2 separate regions of the Homo sapiens genome follow, and region 2 is linked to region 1. Evidence: read pairs that join two places in POLR2A ChIA-PET (ENCODE). Cell type or tissue: A673. All regions are shown on one strand. Each heading gives the region's core, and the rest is flanking DNA. Links, peaks and the distances in the headings are about the cores only. Region 1 overlaps LOC107986075 (a long non-coding RNA gene). Region 2 has its middle 59 kb from the start of MOBP.

Region 1 (5,389 bases), core at 302-5,301:
GTCTTCCATTTATGATGTGCAAAAGAAAGGTACAGTCTTTAGCATGAGAAAGTAGTCCCTTAGACCATCATGGTGGCACACAAGACTCTGCACAGGCCATCAAGTCTGAAGAAATGAATGGGCTAGTTTGACATTTGTTTCAAAATCCCTTACAGGGAAATTTTTTTGGTATTACTGTATATCATTTCATATAGATATATTTCTTTTAAGTAAGTTGTCTTTTTAAGACAATATCTAGTTATTGACAATGTGCTTTTGCCATTTAGAAATAAAGAATATGATCATTGCAATTTAAAACCCAATGAGCAGAAAAAATAATAAGACACTGTTGTAGAAAGGTTTGATGAATTAGAAAAAATATATGAAAACAATTATTCATAAGGAGAACAGAGAGAGGAGGAAAAAAAATACAAAAGAGGAGATACAAAGAGAGTAAAATTAGAGAGTCAAACTGTCTAATTGGAGTTCCAGAGAGAGAGAAGAGAGAATAAAGAAGTCAGTGTCAAATAGATATGACTAAGAAATTCTCATGAATCTACAAATAGATATGATCCGAAATTCTCATGAATCTACAAATTCAGGAATTCCAATGTGTAGTAAGTGGAAATGGTTTTTAAAACCCCATTCTTATTTACATTGTTAAAGAATCCTGAAATGCCAAAACCAAAAGTGTTCTTGAAAGAAGCCAAGGAGAAAAGGAAGGACACCTGACTGTTCCCCATCAATGGTGACAGCTAGGGGACAGTAGAATGAGAAAAACAAATGGCTAACTGACTCTGTCATTGAAGAATTAGGACAATATAATGACTTTTCCAAAAAACAAAAGTTAGTAAGGAAAAAAGAAAATGAAGGCAAAAGAAAGCTGCGGCCAGGATGAACACCAATGTTTATGAGGATTTCTCAGTCATATCTATTGAACACCCATGTTCATCCTCCTTTCTTCCATACTAACAGAGCCTGTGAGTTTTCACTGAGCACAGGCTGAAAAGCTGGTGCCTCACATTACATGGTGGTAAAATGTTGGGTCAGGTTTTGGAGCCTGCATTGCTTTGGAGGGTAGACCAAAATTTGATCAAATCTGTGGCATTAGGAAAATGGTAGGAGAGATCCAGAGTGACGGTCTGTGTGACTCTTGGCTGCTTTAAGCATAGTCCTATGAGAGACAAGAACTCTGGCTAGATCTGGCCAGCCTACAAGCAGAAGTGAAAGGACCTAGAATTGTGCTAATGCAGGCATTTTCTGTCTTGGTCCGCAATATACAGAGTCAAACACTATTTACCCACCTCAAGCAGTTATGAGCTACGTATCTGAAGGGACAGACTCCACAGGAGATAACACTCTTGCCCTTTGGAAAGGTAGCATGCATTAAGGTGAGATTAAGGTAGGGTTAAAGGAGTTGTTTTCCATTCCAAACCTACCATAAACAAGAAAAAAGCCCCAGCCTGGCCAACATGACAAAACCCCATCTCTACATAAGCATAACAAAATTAACGCAAGTGTGGTGGCAGGCACCTGTAATCCCAGCTACTCGGGAGGCTAAGGCAGGAGAATCACTTGAACCTGGGAGGCGAAGGTTGCAATGAGCTGACACTGCGCCACTGCACTCCAGCCTGGGCGACAGAGCAAGACTTCGTCTCAAAAAAAAAAAAATGAAAAAAGTCTGGCAAAATCAGATAATGGTAACAAGGATTTGGAACAAGAACTCCTATACTAGGTGGTGGGAGTATAAATTGGTACAGTTTGGCATTCTTTAGTAACATAAGCATCTATATTATTGCCCTTGAAGGTATACACTAAAGAAAATCATGCACATTTGCACTAGGGTATGTGGACAAGAATTCTAATTGACAAACTTGGAAGTAGCTCTGGGTCCATCTACAGTACTGTTGATAAACTATTGTATATTTATACCACAAAGTGCCAATCAGTGATGAAATTAAACATATCATGGCTACATGCAATGACATGTATGAATCGTACAAATTTGGGCAAAATAAGTGTAACAATATTATTCCTAATATGTGATTCCATTTGTGAAAAGTTCAAAAACAAGCAAAGGTAAGCTATATCTATATCTATATCTATATCTATATCTATGTCTATGTCTATGTCTATGTCTATATCTATATCTATCTATCTATCTATTTTTTTGAGATGGAGTTTTGCTTTATTGCCCAGGCTGGAGTACAGTGGTACAATCTCAGCTTACTGCAACCTTCACCTCCCAGGTTCAAGCGGTTCTTCTGCCTCAGCCTCCCAAATAGCTGGGACTACAGGTGTGCACCACCATGCCTGGCTGATTTTTGTATCTTTAGTAGAGACGGTGTTTCACCATGATGGCCAGGCTGGTCTCAAACTCTTTACCTCAGGTGATTCACCTGCCTTGGCCTCCCAAAGTGTTGGGATTACAGGTGTGAGCCACTGCACCCAGCCTAGCTATATTCTTTAGAGATATATTCCTTGGTGGCAAACATTAGACTGTGTAAATCAGTAACAAGATTTCTAATATATGGGGTAAAAAACAAGCAAGATAAAAGCAATCAACAAAATATTTACAAAGAGTATAGGCTGGGTGTGGTGGCTCATGCCTGTAACTCCAACACTTCAGGAGGCCAAAGCAGGAGAATCTCCTGAGCCCAGGAGTTCCAGATCAGCCTTGGCAATGTAGCAAGACCCTGTCTCTAATAATAATGATAAAAATTTTAAAACGGGTATGGAGGTTATGTGAAAGATAAAGTGTTTTGAGGTCTTTGTTAATGAGAGAGTTTAAAATATCAACTTCAGACCATAAATGTCTCTCATTCTACATGCTTATCTTAACATGACATTGTCACTATCCAATGGGTGGAATCTATGTCCCCTCCCTTTCAGCCTTGGTAGAAGTTCCAACTTCCTCAAGTAATAAGATAGAATGGAAATGATGCTATGTGTTTTTCAAAGATATGCCATAAAAATGCCATTCCCTTTTGTCTGGGTCCCTTGGGACATTTGCTCTTGAAACTCAGCCATCTTCCAGTGAGGAAGCCTGAGCAGCTGGGGAGAGGCCCATATGGAGAAGAACCAAAGTCCCCAGTCCCCAGCCCCAGACCAGCTGAATTCCCAGCTAACATCCAGCACTAACTTGCCAGCCAAGAGAATGACCTGTATTGAAAGTGGATTGTCCAGCCCCAGTTGGAGCCATCTCAGCAGTTGCCATGTGGAGCAGATGCAAGTCATTCCTGTCAAACTCTGTGCTTATTTGTGAGCAAAAGAAATAATTGTTTTTGTTTTAATCAACTTAGCTTTCAGGGAGTTTGTTACTGAGCAATAGATAACTGATACAATGGAAAAATTCTAGAGGCATTTTCACTAAAGTCAGAAACAAGACATGGATAACCCACTATCACCACTCCTCTATATCATAGCAGTGAACTTATCAGGTAATGTAACTAGGTGAAAGTAACTTTTTATATACACAATATATGGCCAACTGACCTTCTCTTTAGAATTAACAATAAGCATTTCTCTAAATGCTCTTAGAATTTACAATAAGCTTTTATATCGATTGTATACATTAGCTACACAGTAAGCTATTAAGTGGCTGCAAAATAGTTTATATATCTATTTTCCTAGTTTTAATATTTTATAAAATTTCAACTATTATAAACATGGCTGTCATTAACATCCTTGTGGTTAACTGAATCACATGGCAGGGAACATTTTAAGATGTTAAAATAAAAACATTAAATTTCCCTAAATTGAATTTTTAGTAGCAACAAAAGAGACTGCAGATTTGAATTTATTATCACTCATAATAATTATCATTCTTTGACAATCTGATTAGTGAAAAATTGCAATGCAGTGTTGTTTATGTGCATTTCAGTTAGGTAAAGAGCAATTGCTAACCTGCTTTGATTTGAATATTCAGGAAGAAGCTTCAAGGTTTAACTTGCCAGAAAGCTTTTTTCCATGAACTGGAAAGTTATTCTAGAAGTTGTTAAGGTCCCTTCTGCCAGCAATAGTCTATGCATGCAATAATCAAATAAAAAAGCTACTGCCTGACATGTTTACCACAAAAACAAAAATACAGTAAACTCTTATACCTTGTAATTTCACTATTCAACAATATTTGTTGAAAACTGACCACGTGCCTTGTGTTAGGCCAAGAATGTGGGATTCGACAGATAACTAGAAACTTTCCCCATCCTCCAGGAACTTACTCTGTAATTTGGAGAGAAGACAAACACAGAAATGCATTTGTCATTTCATGAAGGTGAAAAAAGGCACAGCCAAACTGCATTAACACCATTTACCATTTGAGGTGGAAAATGGAAACTGACTCCACAGGAATGAGGCTGCTGACTCCAAAGGTAGTTTCCAGCAAGGAGTTCCAAACATGTTTTGAGCAATGGCAGCATTCCTAGAATTTATGTATACCTTCCTGAGTTGATCACCTAAAGGGCAACATTACTGTTCAAGTGCAGCCTTTTTTTTTTTTTTTTTTTTTTTTTGAGACAGAGTCTCACTCTGTCACCCAGGCTGGAGTACAGTGGTGTGATCTTGGCTTACTGCAACCTCTGCCTCCTGGGTTGGAGCAATTCTCCTGCCTCAGCCTCCCGAGTAGCTGGGATTACAGGTGTGCACCACCACGCCTGGCTAATTTTTTTATTTTTAGTAGAGACGGGGTTTCGCCATGTTGGCCAGGCTGGTCTTGAACTCCTGACCTCAGGTGATCTGTCCACCTTGGCCTCCCAAAGTGCTGGGATTATAGGCATGAGCCACCACGCCTGGCCCAAGTGCAGCCTTTAATTTACAAGTCAGTCATGAAACTTTACCCATATTTCCTCAAACATTGCTAACAAATTGGAACTACTTTTGTAGTGGTCAGGTAGCTTCTTTCAGACACATCTTCTCATGGACAACCACTAAAAACTCTGGGAGAAATATACAAATGATCGTTGGATGATAGTGAGGAGAAAACAAAAGAAGGTGGTTTCTAGAGGAGAGTTGAGTCCTATAAGGAGAAAGTCACTAGGTGAGTTTGCTATATTTTGCAGCTTTTATCCTTTGGTCAACCTCAGTCCACCCCAAGCTGGGTAGCTAAAACCTGGATAGAATCCAGTGGTCTTCTTGCTTGAAGAACGAGAAGTAATTTGAAGCAATTTAATTAAAATCACCTATAGGCCCCTCTGGCACCCATTGGTAATCATCTCAAACAAGGAAACAAATACATTTCTTGTCCCTGTTCACACGTGTACAAAGATGATAATGTGAACCCGATCTTGTTCAAGGATAAAGGACATCTTTGTGAAATGACTGAGCACAAGGTATAGCATGTGGCAATGAATGTTTCCTTCCTTTCTCCTCTTCCTTCTCAAGAAACAGTAATAATACTCTCAGAATTCAGATT
Region 2 (5,389 bases), core at 271-5,270, 100 kb after region 1:
TGTGTTTTCTCCTTGTTGCTTTTAAGATTTTCCTCTTTGTCTTTGGTGTTCTGAAGTTTCACTATAATGTCACTAAGTACAGATTTATTTTTATTTATTCTCTTCAGGACTCAAGTTTCTTCAATCTGAAGATACATGTCTTTCTCCAGGGACATGTGGAAAAAAAAAAGATGTTATACAACCATCAAAGTGGCAAAAATAAAAAAAATCAAGTATTGGCAAAGATGTGGGGAAAATTCTCATAAGCTACTGATGAGAATTTATAAATTATTATGACACCTTTGGGTTGCAATCTGGGGATACTGGCAAAGCAGAAAATTGTACAACCTGTGATCAAGCAATAATAATTTTAGGCACCCATCCTAGAGAAAACTTGAATTCATAGAAAAAGTAGGTACACGTAAATCTGTTCAAGGAATCATTGTTTGGCATTGAAAATAGGAGAGAGATCATGAGAAATTACCAAAATGTCCACCAATAGAATGAGTGAATCACCTGTGGTATATTTATAAATAAAAATATTAAATAGAAGGTAAAACAAATCAGACATACACACATTAGATAGATAAATTTAGAGGACAAAATAAGGAACATGAAAAGCAAATAGTAGATGGCAAATGTAATATAATATACTATGCATAAATTTTAACAACACACAATATTATATTGCATATTGCCCAATAAGCAGAAGCCATAAGGTCTCACACTTTTCTTATAATGCAATAGAATAAAAATGACAACAAAGTAAAAGGGTATCCCAAAAATAAAACTATCCTTTTGGAAAAAAAAAGATTTAAAATAATTCCTGGTTTGAAGAAATAACAAATTAAAAGCTATATATAAACGGTTAACAATATTAGGTGGACATATTTGTTTGAAGAGATAGGTGAAAGATAGTTGAAAAGCCTGGGGGTATATTCAAGGTTATATGTCTTAGAAAACAAAAATACTTGTTTGGGTTCAGTTTTGGATCTGGGCTTGTTCTTGTGGCTTCTGATGATTTCTGACTTGGGGAAAAATGGGGAAGAGTTGAAATACGTCCTTCCACCCAAACCTTTGTTTAGTAATAGGTAGGAAAATGAAGAAGAAAATAGAATGTTGCAGAATGTGGAGGGATGTAAAATGGACAGTACTAGGGTAGAGGGGAAGTCAGATTAGAGGAAAGAAAGAGCATCAGGAACAGTCTTGTGCTAGGAGCTGGTGTGGCCAAGCACAGTCGGATGCCCAAAGATCCAACAAGGCCATGGCTCTGTGTCCTTGAGTGGGCACAACCATTCCTAGCCAAGTTTAAGAGGCAAGTAAAAATATAGGGGCAATGTCAGATGAAGTCTTGTTCAGGGTATGGGGCTAGGATGAGAGAGAATGCCACAGAGTATGAAGGAAGAGTGATAGATCCAGATGAGATACAGCTCAGAGTGCCACGCCCCCAGAAAGAGGAATCAGGCAAGTACTGTCCCAAGGCAGCTGGAGGGTGAGGGCTGAGTGCCCTGGCTTCCTCACTTGGGGAGACCATGGGTCTCTGTAGAAATTCCAATATAAAGGCAGGGAAATTTGACTGCATGGAGTCTTCAGGTAGAAATGTTTCTCTTGCCTAAATTCAGGTGCTAAATAAACAACAAAATGGTAACCTCTACTATGAAGTGTTTCCAATGATGGGATATCTGAGGCCATTACATTCCTGGGAATAACATGGTGAGGTGCAGGGTGGTGGTGGTGGTGAAACATACGACAGACCACTGTAAGTGAGAACAAATTACTGGCCCAGCCCAACCCACACCAAATAAGAAATTTAATATCCCTTTGGCCTGTTTTAGATTTTGGCAAAGCCAGGCCCATAGTGCTTGCTGGGCTCTCTCTTCCACATCATCCAGAAGACACACATTTGCTATGGAATGATTGTGGAGGTGAGAGTATAGTGCATATTAATTCATGCAAAAAGTTAGATATTAGCCCAGAAATGTTAGTAACAAGAAACTACTGAATTCTCTGTTTGTCTGTTGTGGAAATAAAACCTTCTGGGGATGAATCAAAACTATCTGACAATTACTTGAAATGGGTGAATAGCTAAATGTAATGTGCCTTGGATATTATAACTAAAAGGTGCTATAATCCAGTTATATTTTTTATCTTTTAAGGATTGGTTCTGAGGAGCACTACCAGTAAATATTGCAAAAATTACATAAAGCTCCAAAAGCTACTCTGTGTAAACTTCTTGAGTGGGAATTCTCAACCATAATATCTGGAATATGACTGATAATTCTGGATGTTAACTGATTTTATGTTCTGATGTTTTGACTGGTTTTGGGAAAAATTTTGGGAAAAAAGAGTTTTCCTCGTAAATACCCAACAACTGGGTCTCTGGGTAAAAAGGCCTAATTTATAGAGATTGCTAATTTCCATGGTGTAAATATTTCCACAATGCAGATTCCTTCCTTCCTTTTTTTTTTTTTTTTTTTTGAGATGGAGTTTCACTCTTGTTACCCAGACTGGAGTGCAAAGGTGCGACCTTGGCTCACTGCAATCTTCACCTCCCGGGTTCAAGCCATTCTCCTGCCTCAGCCTCCCAAGTAGCTGGGATTACAGGTGCCCACGACCATGCCTGGCTAATTTTGTATTTTTAGTAGAGATAGGGATTCACCATGTTGGCCAGGCTGGTCTCAACCTCTGGACCTCAGGTGATCCACCCGCCTCGGCCTCCTAAAGTGCTGGAGATTACAGGCATGAGCCACCACGCCCGGACCATGATGCAGATTTCAAGCTATGAACATGATTCTCTGGAGTTTACCATTTGTCTTTTAATTGGCAAATTTGATGCAGAATTGGGAAGAGAAGCACACAATTGACTCTCGTCAGCTGGCACAAGCTGGTGCCAGTGCACCACTGTATATATCCATGGCCCTCTGTGAAGCTAGAGTTTACTACTAAAATTTGTGCTCCATAAATATACAAAGGCACTAGTAAGAGAAAAAATATAAAGAGAATATAAACTAAATTCAAATTAGGGAGCTCAAATGGAGAAAATTGACAGATAATATTTTTGAAACTTTGAAAAGTAGTATTTGTCTAGATTCACCTTTTATTACCTTTTCCTTTTTTTCTTTTCCTTTTTTTTTTTTTTTTGAGACGGAGTTTCTCTCTTGTTACCCAGGCTGGAGTGCAATGGCACGCAATCTCAGCTCATTGCAACCTCGGCTCACTGTAACCTTCACCTTCCGTGTTCAAATGATTCTCCTGCCTCAGCCTTCCGAGTAGCTGGGATTACAGGCACCCACCACCATGCCCAGCTAATTCTTTGTATTTTTAGTGGAGATGGGGTTTCACCATGTTGGCCAGGCTGGTCTTGAACCCCTGACCTCAGGTGATCCACCCACCTGGGCCTCCCAAAGTGCTGGGATTACAGGCATGAGCCACCGCGCCCGGCCTGTTATTATCTTTTATTAAGCAAACAGCGTATCTATGTATCATACTGAGTGTTCTGAGCTGTTAGTTTCTTTGGTGTTCATCTAGATGGAAGCTGGGGCTTCCTTCCTTTCAGATATTGGTGCTAACATGAAGCTGACCAAAGAATTGATGGGATCTGCACACTGTAAAGCCGGTTTCAGGATGGCTGAGCTGACGGTCAAGAAAGAAGAGAAGATATGAGCCGCCTGCATTTTGGGGTGGTGGCAGTGAAATTTAGACTTGTGATTTGGTATGACAATATATGGCTTTTTGTGATTGTTAACATTAATGAAAACAAGAAAAATTAGTTGCTCAAAAGTTGAAAAATGGATTCATAAACTTTTTATTAGAGTAAGGCAAAAGAACATATTAAAATAGAGGTAAATTAGAAATGTCAATAAGAACCCATGGACATTTTTTATAAGGAGACTTTATCTGTTCTGTCCCTACAGTGATTTATGCTCTTGGATATTTTTGCTGTCATCCTGACAAATTCTAGTTGGAATATGGAACAAGCTTATTTGTAGACCTAGTGCCTGTGGCTTCTAAAGCAATTTTCTGAAAAGAGAAACCACTGCCTGTTGGAAGAATAGTTGATTCCATACCTCAAGCTAGGGAAAAAAAATCAGAATTAGTCTGTGAATTCTAGATGTTGAGAGAAAGCAGGGTTTCATTAGGGCATCGGAGAGTCACAAGTCCATAGGATGCAAAAAGGAAGATGAAATAAAATTGCCTGAAAAACGCACCTGAATTTCTGGCATTGTTTACTGAAAAGGCTGTGTATTGATGAACCCCAATTATGTGAGGTCTACATTTAAGAGTTTATAATCAACAGTTTGAAAATGCAGGGTGTTGTTTCTTTCTATAAGGAGACAAAACAGTCAGAAGGGAGTGTCACAGGACATTATCACAAAATCAAAGTTCTCCATGAAATGTGGTTCATTTGCTAGAAAATAATGCAAGCCTATTGGAGAGAATCAGGGCTTCTAGTGATGCTAGGGATGACCTTAAGCATTGTTTGTAAATCACACTTTTTCCTAGTCTTTCAGCAGCAGCTGCACAGAGTAGGCCTGCTTCTTCCCATGAAAGCCACACTGAGTTTTATCAACTAGTAGTGTGTGGGCACTATTGCAAGTTATGTTGTGTTGTTTATGGCCATTTATCCAACAGTGCTTTCCTCTGTGCGGGGCTCTGCAGCCTCGTTCTATGTTATTTTTATTACCACGTGTCTGTGCGCCTCAGGTGGCAAAGCAGAATCAGCTTCTCTACCCTCAGCAGGGCTCACTATGACTCACTATAAGGGAAGAAAATCTTACAGATGTCAGAAAATGTTAGGTAAGTGGACAGTGATAAACACAAAACAGCAAGTGGTCAGTATCAAAGAGAAAAACAGTATGTTGGTGAAGGAGAAGTATCAAAGCTAGTTAAAAAAGTAACAGGAGAAATGTAAAGGGACAATACTCCACAAAAATTTAGATTGTAACTGAGCTTCTTCTCCTAAAGAGATTTAAAAATAAAGTATAGGAAATACATGAAGAAACAAAGTAAAATGCCAAGGTGTAAGTTTGACCATGAATATCTAGGGAAAAACATACTTGCACTAAAACAACCAAATATGCAAAAATCAAGTGGAAAAACAGGTCAAAATAATGCCAGTTGATGTCTGTAAGAACTAAATGTATAATAAAATGAGCAAAAAAAATGGCCAGTTTAACACCAATTGGTGCCCATAATAACATGTTTATTTGCAAAGTCTGTATTTTACACACACACTATGGTTTACACAAAATTTGAAGGAAACCAACTAACAACAGGTCTGTCATCAACACAGGTTAGCACAGCACTGAACATGTGCAACTAGGAGGTCAAATCACTTTCCCCGAAGGAGGTGGCAGGAGGAACCTGGTGTTAGCAAGAAGTGGGCAGCACTGTGGGATGGTCCAGAGGA

What was found. Peaks named below come from ENCODE experiments on the same cell type or tissue, not always from the same donor. Only the 100,000 strongest peaks of a DNase experiment are listed, where the experiment ranks them.
Region 2: POLR2A ChIA-PET joins it to region 1 with 8 read pairs; 3 of 35 experiments call an interaction of 5 or more read pairs at or near these places.

What each region holds. Positions count from the first base shown.
Region 1 is chr3:39,420,797-39,426,185 of GRCh38, forward strand. It overlaps LOC107986075 (a long non-coding RNA gene), which reads left to right. Exons shown (of 2, transcript XR_001740663.2): 2 at 3,006-4,064. Among named protein-coding and RNA genes, the nearest start is that of SNORA62, 12 kb to the left of the region's middle. In A673, for the core only: no CTCF peak of the experiment used is centred there; a DNase peak (open chromatin) is centred at 2,965.
Region 2 is chr3:39,524,337-39,529,725 of GRCh38, forward strand. It overlaps a transcript of MOBP not described here. Among named protein-coding and RNA genes, the nearest start is that of MOBP, 59 kb to the left of the region's middle. In A673, for the core only: no CTCF peak of the experiment used is centred there; no DNase peak of the experiment used is centred there.